Linked DNA regions of Homo sapiens: all the other regions are linked to region 2. The links are chromatin contacts, found by Hi-C or POLR2A ChIA-PET in ENCODE. All regions are on one chromosome and are shown on one strand. Each heading gives the region's core, a stretch centred on a gene start or an enhancer-like site at or near the end of the contact. The rest is flanking DNA. Distances are from core to core; before and after follow the strand shown. Region 1 holds the start of OTUD3 (OTU deubiquitinase 3). Region 2 holds the start of NBL1 (NBL1, DAN family BMP antagonist). Region 3 holds the start of TMCO4 (transmembrane and coiled-coil domains 4).

What was found. A loop is a pair of places that touch in the nucleus more often than their neighbours do. ChIA-PET counts read pairs that join two places held with the same protein, here RNA polymerase II (POLR2A). Pooled maps may share reads with other maps.
Region 1: a pooled map shows a loop between it and region 2 (3-fold over the local background). The contact joins the promoter of OTUD3 here to the promoter of NBL1 in region 2. A Hi-C loop is called at or near these places in 1 of 50 pooled maps. POLR2A ChIA-PET finds 5 or more read pairs at or near these places in 3 of 52 experiments (H1 and WTC11).
Region 3: a pooled map shows a loop between it and region 2 (2.2-fold over the local background). The contact joins the promoter of TMCO4 here to the promoter of NBL1 in region 2. A Hi-C loop is called at or near these places in 1 of 37 single-sample maps with no recorded cell type and 1 of 50 pooled maps. POLR2A ChIA-PET finds 5 or more read pairs at or near these places in 2 of 52 experiments (HCT116 and activated CD4-positive, alpha-beta T cell).

The regions. Positions count from the first base shown.
Region 1 is chr1:19,880,906-19,884,083 of GRCh38, forward strand. It overlaps OTUD3 (OTU deubiquitinase 3), which reads left to right and starts at 1,490. Exons shown (of 8, transcript NM_015207.2): 1 at 1,490-1,829. The coding sequence starts at 1,609. All of the region lies in intron 1 of LOC105376823 (a long non-coding RNA gene), which reads right to left. RefSeq lists an enhancer at 1,274-1,323 and a silencer at 1,694-2,033.
Region 2 is chr1:19,642,591-19,645,607 of GRCh38, forward strand. NBL1 (NBL1, DAN family BMP antagonist) reads left to right here and starts at 1,721. Exons shown (of 4, transcript NM_005380.8): 1 at 1,721-1,856. All of the region lies in intron 1 of MICOS10-NBL1 (MICOS10-NBL1 readthrough), which reads left to right. RefSeq lists an enhancer at 733-1,568 and a silencer at 1,467-1,806.
Region 3 is chr1:19,798,625-19,801,539 of GRCh38, forward strand. TMCO4 (transmembrane and coiled-coil domains 4) reads right to left here and starts at 1,292. Exons shown (of 16, transcript NM_181719.7): 1 at 1,231-1,292. RefSeq lists a silencer at 1,037-1,536 and an enhancer at 1,460-1,960.

The DNA of each region.
Region 1 (3,178 bases), core at 240-2,739, 240 kb after region 2:
CACTGCAGCACTATTCACAATAGCAAAGACATAGAATCAACCCAGGTACGCATCAACAGTGGATTAGATAAAGAAAATGTGGTATATATACACCATGGAATACTATGCAGCCATAAAAAAGAACAAAATCATGTCCAGGAAGAGGGGAGAACAGCAACATGGATACAGCTGGAAACCATTATCCTAAGTGAACTAAGGCAGAAACAGAAAACCAAATACTGCACGTTCTTATAAGTGGGAGCTAAACATTGGATACACATGGACACAAAGATGGGAACAATAGACTCTGGGGAATACAAGAGTCGGGAGGCAGTTGGGGGAAAGGGTTGAAAAACTACCTATTGTGTATTGTGTACTTTGCTCACTACCTGGGTGACAGATTCATTTGTACTCCAAACCTCAGCCTCACGCAATATAGATGGGGTTTCACCATCTTGGCCAGCTGGCCAGGCTGGTCTCGAACTCCTGACCTCAGGCGATCCCCTGGCCTCGGCTTCCCAAAGTGTTGGGATTACAGGCGTGGGCCACTGCACCTGGCCTCAGTTTTTGTTTTTGTTTTTTTGTTTGTTTGTTTTTTGAGATGGAGTCTCGCTCTGTCCCCCAGGCTGGAGTGCAGTGGTGCAATCTCGGCTCACTGCAAGCTCCGCTTCCCGGGTTCATGCCATTCTCCTGCCTCAGCCTCCCGAGTAGCTGGGACTACAGGCGCCCGCCACCACGCCCGGCTAATTTTTGTATTTTTAGTAGAGACGGGGTTTCACAGTGTTAGCCAGGATGGTCTCCATCTCCTGACTTTGTGGTCAGCCCGCCTCGGCCTCCCAAAGTGCTGGGATTACAGGTGTGAGCCATCACGCCCAGCCTGGTCTGTCTCAGTTTTAAAACGGAAAGTCCTGCATCCCAAGAAAACCTCTAGTCCAGGCAAACCTAGGTGGGTCGCTCTAGGATGGAATTAGGATTTCCAGTGGTCTTGGACAGAAGGGCGACCTCTCCCTTGAGTTACGAAGGAAGGCGGAGAGATGAAGGGCAGGATTAAATAAACAAGTATGCGGGCTTTGGAGCCAGGGCAAAGCTCTGCCTTTTAGCTGTGTGATCTTGAAATTATTTAACCACTCAGATTCAGTTTCCTGTAATTTGGGGATAATTAAACAAGAATGAGCCGTGTGAAAGTGCCTATCCAACTGTAGTAGGCTCGCAGCAAGAGTTTAAATCGTTTTTATTCATCTCCGGTCCTAACTTTTGCCGCTGCTCTGTGTTCCACTCTTCTATCATCTTTAATTTCTCTGCTTGACTTGTTCCTGCTTTGTTCTCTCTGGTCCCTCTCCGGTCGCTCCTGCCACTCACGTTGAGTACCATCCACCACTAGAGGGCGGAATAGAACAAACCAAGATGGGTGCCCCTCCAGCTCTCTATGGCGTCTGCTCGCCGAGCCCCGCAAAAGAGGCGGGGATTCCATCATGTGACCGGGGTGCTGGGCGCCGGCGCAGGCGCGGTTGCTGCGTAGTCGTCGCCGGGCTCCGTTGCCCGCGCTGTTTTACCTTCCCAACGCTTGAGGCGGACGCTGGGGGGTCCTGCGCCTTTCCCTCCTGCCGCTGGGGACTGCAGGCTAAGGCCATGTCCCGAAAGCAGGCGGCGAAGAGCCGGCCGGGCAGCGGCAGCCGGAAAGCCGAGGCCGAGCGCAAGCGGGACGAGCGGGCGGCGCGCCGGGCCCTGGCCAAGGAGCGGCGGAATCGGCCGGAGTCTGGCGGCGGCGGCGGCTGCGAGGAGGAGTTCGTCAGCTTCGCCAACCAGCTGCAGGCCCTGGGGCTGAAGCTGCGGGAGGTGCCGGGGGACGGGTGAGGCGGGCCGGGAGCGAGGGAGGCGGCGCCGGGGGACGCGCCGGGCTCGGCCTGGCGACCGTTGCCCGCTCGCGTCCATCCATCCATTCATTCGGGCGGCCCGGGCGCCTCCCGCGAGCCAGCCACGCTCCGAGTGCAGGGCGTCCAGCTGCGAGTGAGGCGGACAAGCCCCTCGCCCCGAGACGCTCGCGGGGATCCCAAAGGGTCCTAATCATGGCAGACGCCGCGAGCGAAATAGAAAGTGGGTGCTGAGACCGTATATGGGAGCAGGGCCACTGGATTGTGGCCAGGAAGGGCTCTCTCAAAGGTGACATTTAAGCTGAGTTCTGAAGGAATGAGATGGAGCCAGGCATTGGAAAAACAGTTATCATGACGATAAGACCAGTTGAAGGAGTTTGAGTAAGCCCCACTTGGTAGAACGCTTTGCCTCCTTTGAGTCCTTGGTTTTTGGGTGGTGCCCCCATTTACATTTGTGAAATTAGGTCGCCTGTTTACTGAGCTGAAGGCAGCTTCTCTAATTCTTCCTTCCATGGGCCTCAGTTTCTCTGTAAGCAAAGGTGCTTCCCCAAGCTTTCTTGGGACTTAGACTGGATCCAGGTCCAGCTTTCTTTAGGGAACGCGGAGGGGGAGAGTGGGGAGGAGGAAGAAAATTAGCTTCAAGAAAGGGGATATGGCTCCAGGAACATGGATGGAAGAAGGAAAAGGGTCAGGAAGAGGGGAGAACAGTTAGGATCCCCATTGCAGGGGCAGGTAAAAAGGGGTCTGGTTGTCAGCTGTGTCACTTTGGAAGAGAGAGTGTTAATAACAGCCTGGCTTTTGTTTTTTTCCTCCCCGTATTTGAGTGCTCAGATCCTGCAGAGGGAAGACTAAAATGAAATTAAAGACCATAAGGAATTGCCTTAGTTCATTATTATTGTTATTTTGTAGAGACGGTGATTTTGCTGTGTTGCCCAGGCTGGTCTCGAACTCCTGGCTTCAAGCGATCCTCCTGCCTCGGCCTCCCAAAGTGCCTAGATTACAGGCATGAGCTACCACCCCCGGCCAGGAATTGCCTTAGATATTAACTGCAGAATAAGGTGTTTTAAAAATTTTCACATTACATTGCAGCTTATTGATTAAGACTGTGAACTGGTCCTAATTTCCCTTTCCCACCGTTCCTGTTTATGCTCATTGCTTCAGGCAGATTGGATTTCTTTTTGCTCACAAAGAGTTCACCACACTTTGCTGCGTTGCTGTTTTTGCTTAAGATGCAGTTGGAACTTGATTACATTTATTCACCATCATCTGGCAAAGTGCTTGGTACATGGAAGGCAGTCAGTACGTTTTTGCTGAATGAAATATAAAAA
Region 2 (3,017 bases), core at 471-2,970:
ACTAGCTGGGCGTGGTGGTGGGCGTCTGTAATCCCAGCTACTCGGGAGGCTGAGAATTGCTGGAACCTGGGAGGCAGAGGTTGCAGTGAGCCGAGATCACGCCATTGCATTTCAGCCAGGGCAACAAGAGCAAAATTCTGTCTCTAATAATAATAATAATAACAACAACAACAACAACAACAACAACTTCATTCAACCAAATACATTGTACATCTCACCTGGCCTGCCCATAAGCAATGGAGACACTGAAATAAACACGATTCCTGCCCTCAAGGTCTAATGGAGGAAAGAGATGTACACAGCTATTCTAGAGGGAAATTGACATGAACAGAAGTTCTCATCCTGTGCTCCAGGATCACACTGGAGGAGGGAGATGCTCCCAGAGGGTCTTGGGAAGGCTTTCCAATCTGGAGCTGGAAGAATGTTTGCCCAAGAGATGTACACAGTTATTCTAGAGGGAAATTGACATGAACAGAAGTTCTCATCCTGTGCTCCAGGATCACACTGGAGGAGGGAGATGCTCCCAAAGGGTCTTGGGAAGGCTTTCCAATCTGGAGCTGGAAGAATGTTTGCCAGAGATGAAAGGAGGGGAAGGGAATTCCGGGCAGAGGGAAGGGCGCAGGCAACAGCTAGGAGGCGCAGATGCAGGCTGGGTGTGGAGGGTGCGAGTAGGCTGGAGTACACCAGGGAGTTCCCAGCAGGCCACTAGGAGCCACCCAGGATGCCCGGCAACCTCATGAGTCAGACAAGCAGGGCTGTGTCTATCTGGAAGTTTCCAGCCAAGCTAGGTAAAACACATGGACACAGGTAACTATGCTGTAAAGCAAAATCCCCAAGTCCTACAATCGTGTCCCAGTGGTGTCCCTGGGCCACCACTTTCCAGAAGCAAAGTTATTTTCTCACCCCGTTGTTAAGCACACAGAATAGAGAAGGTACGGCCGCAATCCACCCAAGTGCCCACTGATTAGATAGGAACCCCCGAGGTGAGGCTGGAAGCTGGGGCCAGGAGCTCCACTCTTCCCAGGAGTCAGAGAAGTGAGTTCATTTGCTGGCTTTTTAGTTCCTAATAAGTCCCTGGGGCTTTTCGGGATGCTTAAGCCAAGGGCGTGGGGCCGAGAGCGACACTAGGATAACACTAGGCAAGGCTGAGCAACCCAGGCTACCAACAGCACGGACTTGAACCGGGTCGCATGCCGGAGCGGACGGGATGAGGTGCACCGCAGAACTGGGGACTCCTGGTGCCGGGACGCGGCGGGCTGGGGCGCCCCACTCTCGGGGCAAGTCTGCAATGCCCGGTGCCCACAAAAAGGACACATCCATCTTTGTCACCCCGAGGCCTGGCACGGCCTGACGGCCCAGGCTCGGTAAAAGTCGGGCGGAGAGAGTGGAAGCGCAGAGAAACCCGGGGAGGGCGCTTAAGAACGGGCCAGGGCGCCCGGCTGGGCTGCCCTGCCTCTCGGGCGCCGGCCAGGCGTCCCGGCCGCCCCACCACGCCGTCGGAGCGCGCCGAAGCTCAGCCCGGGGCGGGCGGGCCAGGAGAGGGCCCGGGGCCCCTGCCGCCGCGGCGCCCCCTCCTGCGCACCCGGAGGGAGAGGCCGCGCGCGCCCGCCCGCTCTTTCTGCGCGCGGCCCTCCCCGCTGCCCCCGCCCTCGCGCCCTGTTTGGAGGGAGCCACCCTGACGTCGGAGCCGCTCCCCCGCGCCGCGCGCCCGCCCGGGGCCGCAGACAGCGCGCAGCGCAGCCCAGCCGAGCGTCGCGGGGCCGCCCCCCGCCCTGCCGGCCGCCTCGCCGAGCCTCCTGGGGCGCCCGGGCCCGCGACCCCCGCACCCAGCTCCGCAGGACCGGCGGGCGCGCGCGGTAAGTCCCGCCCGGGTCGGCACGCGGGCGCCCGGCTTCCAGAGGCTTCGGCCGCGGGGGCAGTGCCGCGCCCCCAGCCCGGAGCTGCGTCCCCCGGCGCGTCCGGCGGCCGCGGGCACCGGGTGGAGGCGCCGCCGCCGAGCTCAGGAGCCCTGGGGGACCTGGCGGGCGCCTCCGGACGCCGGCGCTGGGGACGTGGGCGCGGCACGGGGTGGCCGGGGGGCACCGCCGCGTCCGGAGCCCGTCCCCAGACTCGCCCCAGGGTTCCGTTTCTGGATCGGAGTTTCCGCGGCCGGGGGAGAGAGGGAGCGAGGGAGGGAGATGCGTGGCCGGGCGGGCCGGGCTCGCATGTCCCCCGGCCGTGCCCGGGCCTCGCCGCGCCGCGCCTCTCGGCTCTGGACGTTTCCGCCTCCCGCGGCCCCCTCTGCTTCGGTCCCCACGTCCGTGTGTCTGTCTCTCCGTCGCTCCGTTTCCGCCGCTCACTTTCCCCTGGTCTGCCCGTCTCTTTCCGTTCCCCGCCTGCCTCCGTGTTCGGCTGCCCGCGTTTGTGTCTCTGCCTCTGGCTTTTCTCTCCCTCTCTCTGTCTCTGCGCTGCCCTCTGTGGGGGTCTCGCCCTGTGTCTGCGCCTCTCCCTGATCCCCCGCCCTCCGATCCAGACAATCCCCCAGTGTCGGAGGCTCGCCTTCCCCCAGCGGGGTTCACGAATAGTTTCCTAGACCGGGTGCGGCAAACCCTCCCCCTGCCTCCCGCCGGCCCCGAGGCCTGGCCCGGGTCATCTCCCTGGAATTGAGTCTGGGGCAGGGAGAGCCAGCCTTTCCGGGGGCTCAGTTTTCTTAAGAATTCCACCCCCGCGAGGCCGGCTGGACGACAGGCCCTGCTGCGGGCCACCTGCCCGGCCCGCTCCCAGGGCGGGGCGATTCTGATCGTTTACAAGCGGCGGCAAAGGGGGCAGCCGCCTGCCTTGGCGTGGCCGGAGGTTGGCGGGCATCAAGGGAGAAAGCCACACTTCCAGGCTTTCGGAGGCCCTCGCTCCCCAAGCTGGACGCCACCAGCCTGTAACTAGGGGCACCCCAGGAAAACAGAGGTCAGGGCTGGAGGCCAAAGACCGGGCGCTGGCGGGGAAGCAATTTGTCAACAAGGAGCCCCTCACCCTTTGTTACT
Region 3 (2,915 bases), core at 42-2,541, 160 kb after region 2:
TGATGCTGCACACGAGGGCTTGAGGCCACTCTAATACCGATCTCTTCTGCTGTCTTCATGTACTTCACAGTTGGGGAAATGCCAGTGGTCTCCCCTGTGCCCAGCCCTCCCTCCCCAGGCTGAAGGGCAGGGCTTTATTCCACCCTCTGGAGTGTACTTCCTGAGGGCAGCGCTCCTTTTTGTTCACTGCTGTATCCTCGTTGCCTAAACAATGCACACAGTAGGTGCTCAACAAATATTTGGTGAATGAACAAATGGATGTTCCCAAAGCTTAAAAGAGTGTCATATTTTCTGCAATGAACACTGAGTTAGGAAAAAGGGGGCTCATGTGCTGACTCCTACTTCGAGTTAGGTAGTAGTCTGGGATTCTAGCCTGGCCCTGCTCCTAATTCCCAGTGCAACCCCAGGGAAGGGCCAGGCAGCCTGGTCAGGGCAAAGGCATTGTGGAGGCCAACTCTGTGCGAAGCACTGGGTCAGGCTCTCCAGGCAGGTAGCCCAGGTTTTTATCTCTTGCTTCCTAGCTGTGTGGTCTTGGGGAAGTTACCTCACCTCTCTGAGCCTCAGTTTACCCAGCTGTAAAATCCACTCAAAAGTCAGCAGCAGTAATTCTTCCCTCCTGTAACTTCAGGCATGGGCACCAGAAGACATGGCCTCCTTGTAACATGAGGAGCCTGGTTTTTCTCCAGAGGCTCCCCAAGCCCTCCTGGAATTCTCTGTTTGAGAGTCTGCGGGGGGACAGGGAGACAGGAGGCGGGGGAGTCCTAGAGGCCTTCCTGACGGGGGCGTGGAGGGGCCACGTGGGGCAAGGGGAAGCACAGGGACCTCTTGTGACCTTGGGCAAGCCCCCTTCCTCTCTGACCTTGACCAGCGTCCTCATTTGTCAAGGGAGCGGCTGGGTGACCTCTAAGAACTCGGAGGCCGAGGCCGGAGTCGCCCGAGTGCTCCGCCCAGCCTCAGTTTCCCCCTCTGCCTCCCCAAGATTTCTAAAAGCACTTCCGGCTCTGAAAACAAACCAACCACCAGCAGGCGGCCTGGGCTTAGGGCAGGCAGCGCCAGGGAGCGCGCGGCCGCTTCCTGGTGGGTCCAGTGTCCCCGGGGTGGAGGGCGGGGCGCAGGGCAAAGGGCCCCGGGGCTGGGCCGGGCTCCGAGTGCCCCGCGTGGGGCCGGCGGGGAGTGGCCCAGCGAGGTGCGCGCCACCGTGGCCTGGCGGCTCCTCCGGGGCCCCCTTACCTGGAGGCGGCTGCGAAGGCAAAGGCGGAGGCGGCAAAACCGGCGAGCGGCTCCTCCCGCCCGGCCCGGCCCGGCCCCTCCCCTCCCCGCCGCGTCCCGGCCCCGGTCCCGGCCCGTCCCGCCGCCTGCCCCGAGCGCGCCTGGTCGCCACCGGCCGGGCGGAGCACTTAGGGAGCGCGGCGCGGGGGCGCGGGGCCTTCCAGGCTCTGACTCGCCAGCTGCGGGTCCCGACCTGGCTCGTCCCACCTCTGCCCCACCTCCACCACCCATCGCGACAGGGGTGCCGGCCTCTGCAGGTGACCGGCAAGCCCGCGGCGCCACATCTGTGTGTGGGTCCATTTACCCTCCAGGAAGCAGCGAGACAGCGCGGCGCGGGAGAAGGGCCCTGCAGGGTTGGACTTTGCAGAAACTGCCCGCGAAGGACTCGGCCCCGAGAGTGGCATGCCCCAAAGCCACATTTTGAAGACAAAGTCTTCAAAAATGTATAATGTAAACAAAGAACCAGCCGCAGAAACCGCCTTCCCGCACGTGTATGCAGCACTTTGTAGTTTGCAAAGTGTTCAGATATCTAAGTTCTTCCTGATTCTACTTTCATTTTCCCTAACGCTAAGTTTGGTCCTGTCTCAGGGCCTCTGCCTGGAGGCTCCCGTGCCTGGGACTCTCTGCCTTCAGACCTCCCTTTCCCCCAATCCATTTCCTGCTTTCCATTCTGGTCTCTTGGGATGGGATCTGAGAGTCTTCCCTGAGCACCCAGCACATTCAGTCATTGAACAAATTTACCGAGCACCTACTACGCGCCAGGTACAGTTCTTTTTTTTTTTTTTTTTTTTTTTTTGAGATAAGAGTCTCGCTCTGTCACCCAGGCTGGAGTGCACTGGCCCGATCTCAGCTCACTGCAACCTCCGCCTCCCGGATTTAAGCGATTCTCCTGCCTCAGGCTCCCTGGTAGCTGGTACTACAGGCGTGTGCTACCACACCCGGCTAATTTTTGTATTTTTAGTAGAGACGGGGTTTTGCTATGTTGGCCAGGCTGGTCTCGAACTCCTGACCTCTGGTGACCCACCCGCCTCGGCCTCCCAAAGTGCTGGGATTACAGGCGTGAGCCACCGCGCAGCCCCAACTAGACTTTAAAAGCCCTGGAGGTGGGCGGGTTTAGGCTGCCTTGCTCTCCGCTGTGTGCCCAGCCCCAGGGACTGTGCCTAGCACTTGCAGGTGCTCAAAAGAAGCACTTAATGAATGGATCTCTTTCCCCTAGCAACCCTGTGAAATTTCATCACACCCACTCTGAAGGAGAGGAAACCGAGGCTCAGGTCCAGACAATGCAGAAGCCACAGAGCTAATGAGTGCCAGAGCTAGGGCATGAATCATCGTGGCCTCAGAAGCTGTTGCCCTTACTCCCAGTGAAGACAATCTAGGGTTATGGGAGGAAAAGGTACCGACGGGGGTCAGAGACCAGCATCCCAGCTCAGAGCCTGGGACTCACGCACCTGTGAAATGTTCCTTCCTTCATCTGCTCATCTCCCCACTGGCCAATCAGGACCAAGAAGGGCAGCTCTACCCACCCATGAAGTTATTGTGAGGGTCAAATGGGTCAATCGTGTGCAGGCTTTAGGGGAATAAGGGGTTATATCTGAGCATGTGAGCTTTGTCAAGATTGAGAACTGCAGCCAGCCCTCCTCTTAATG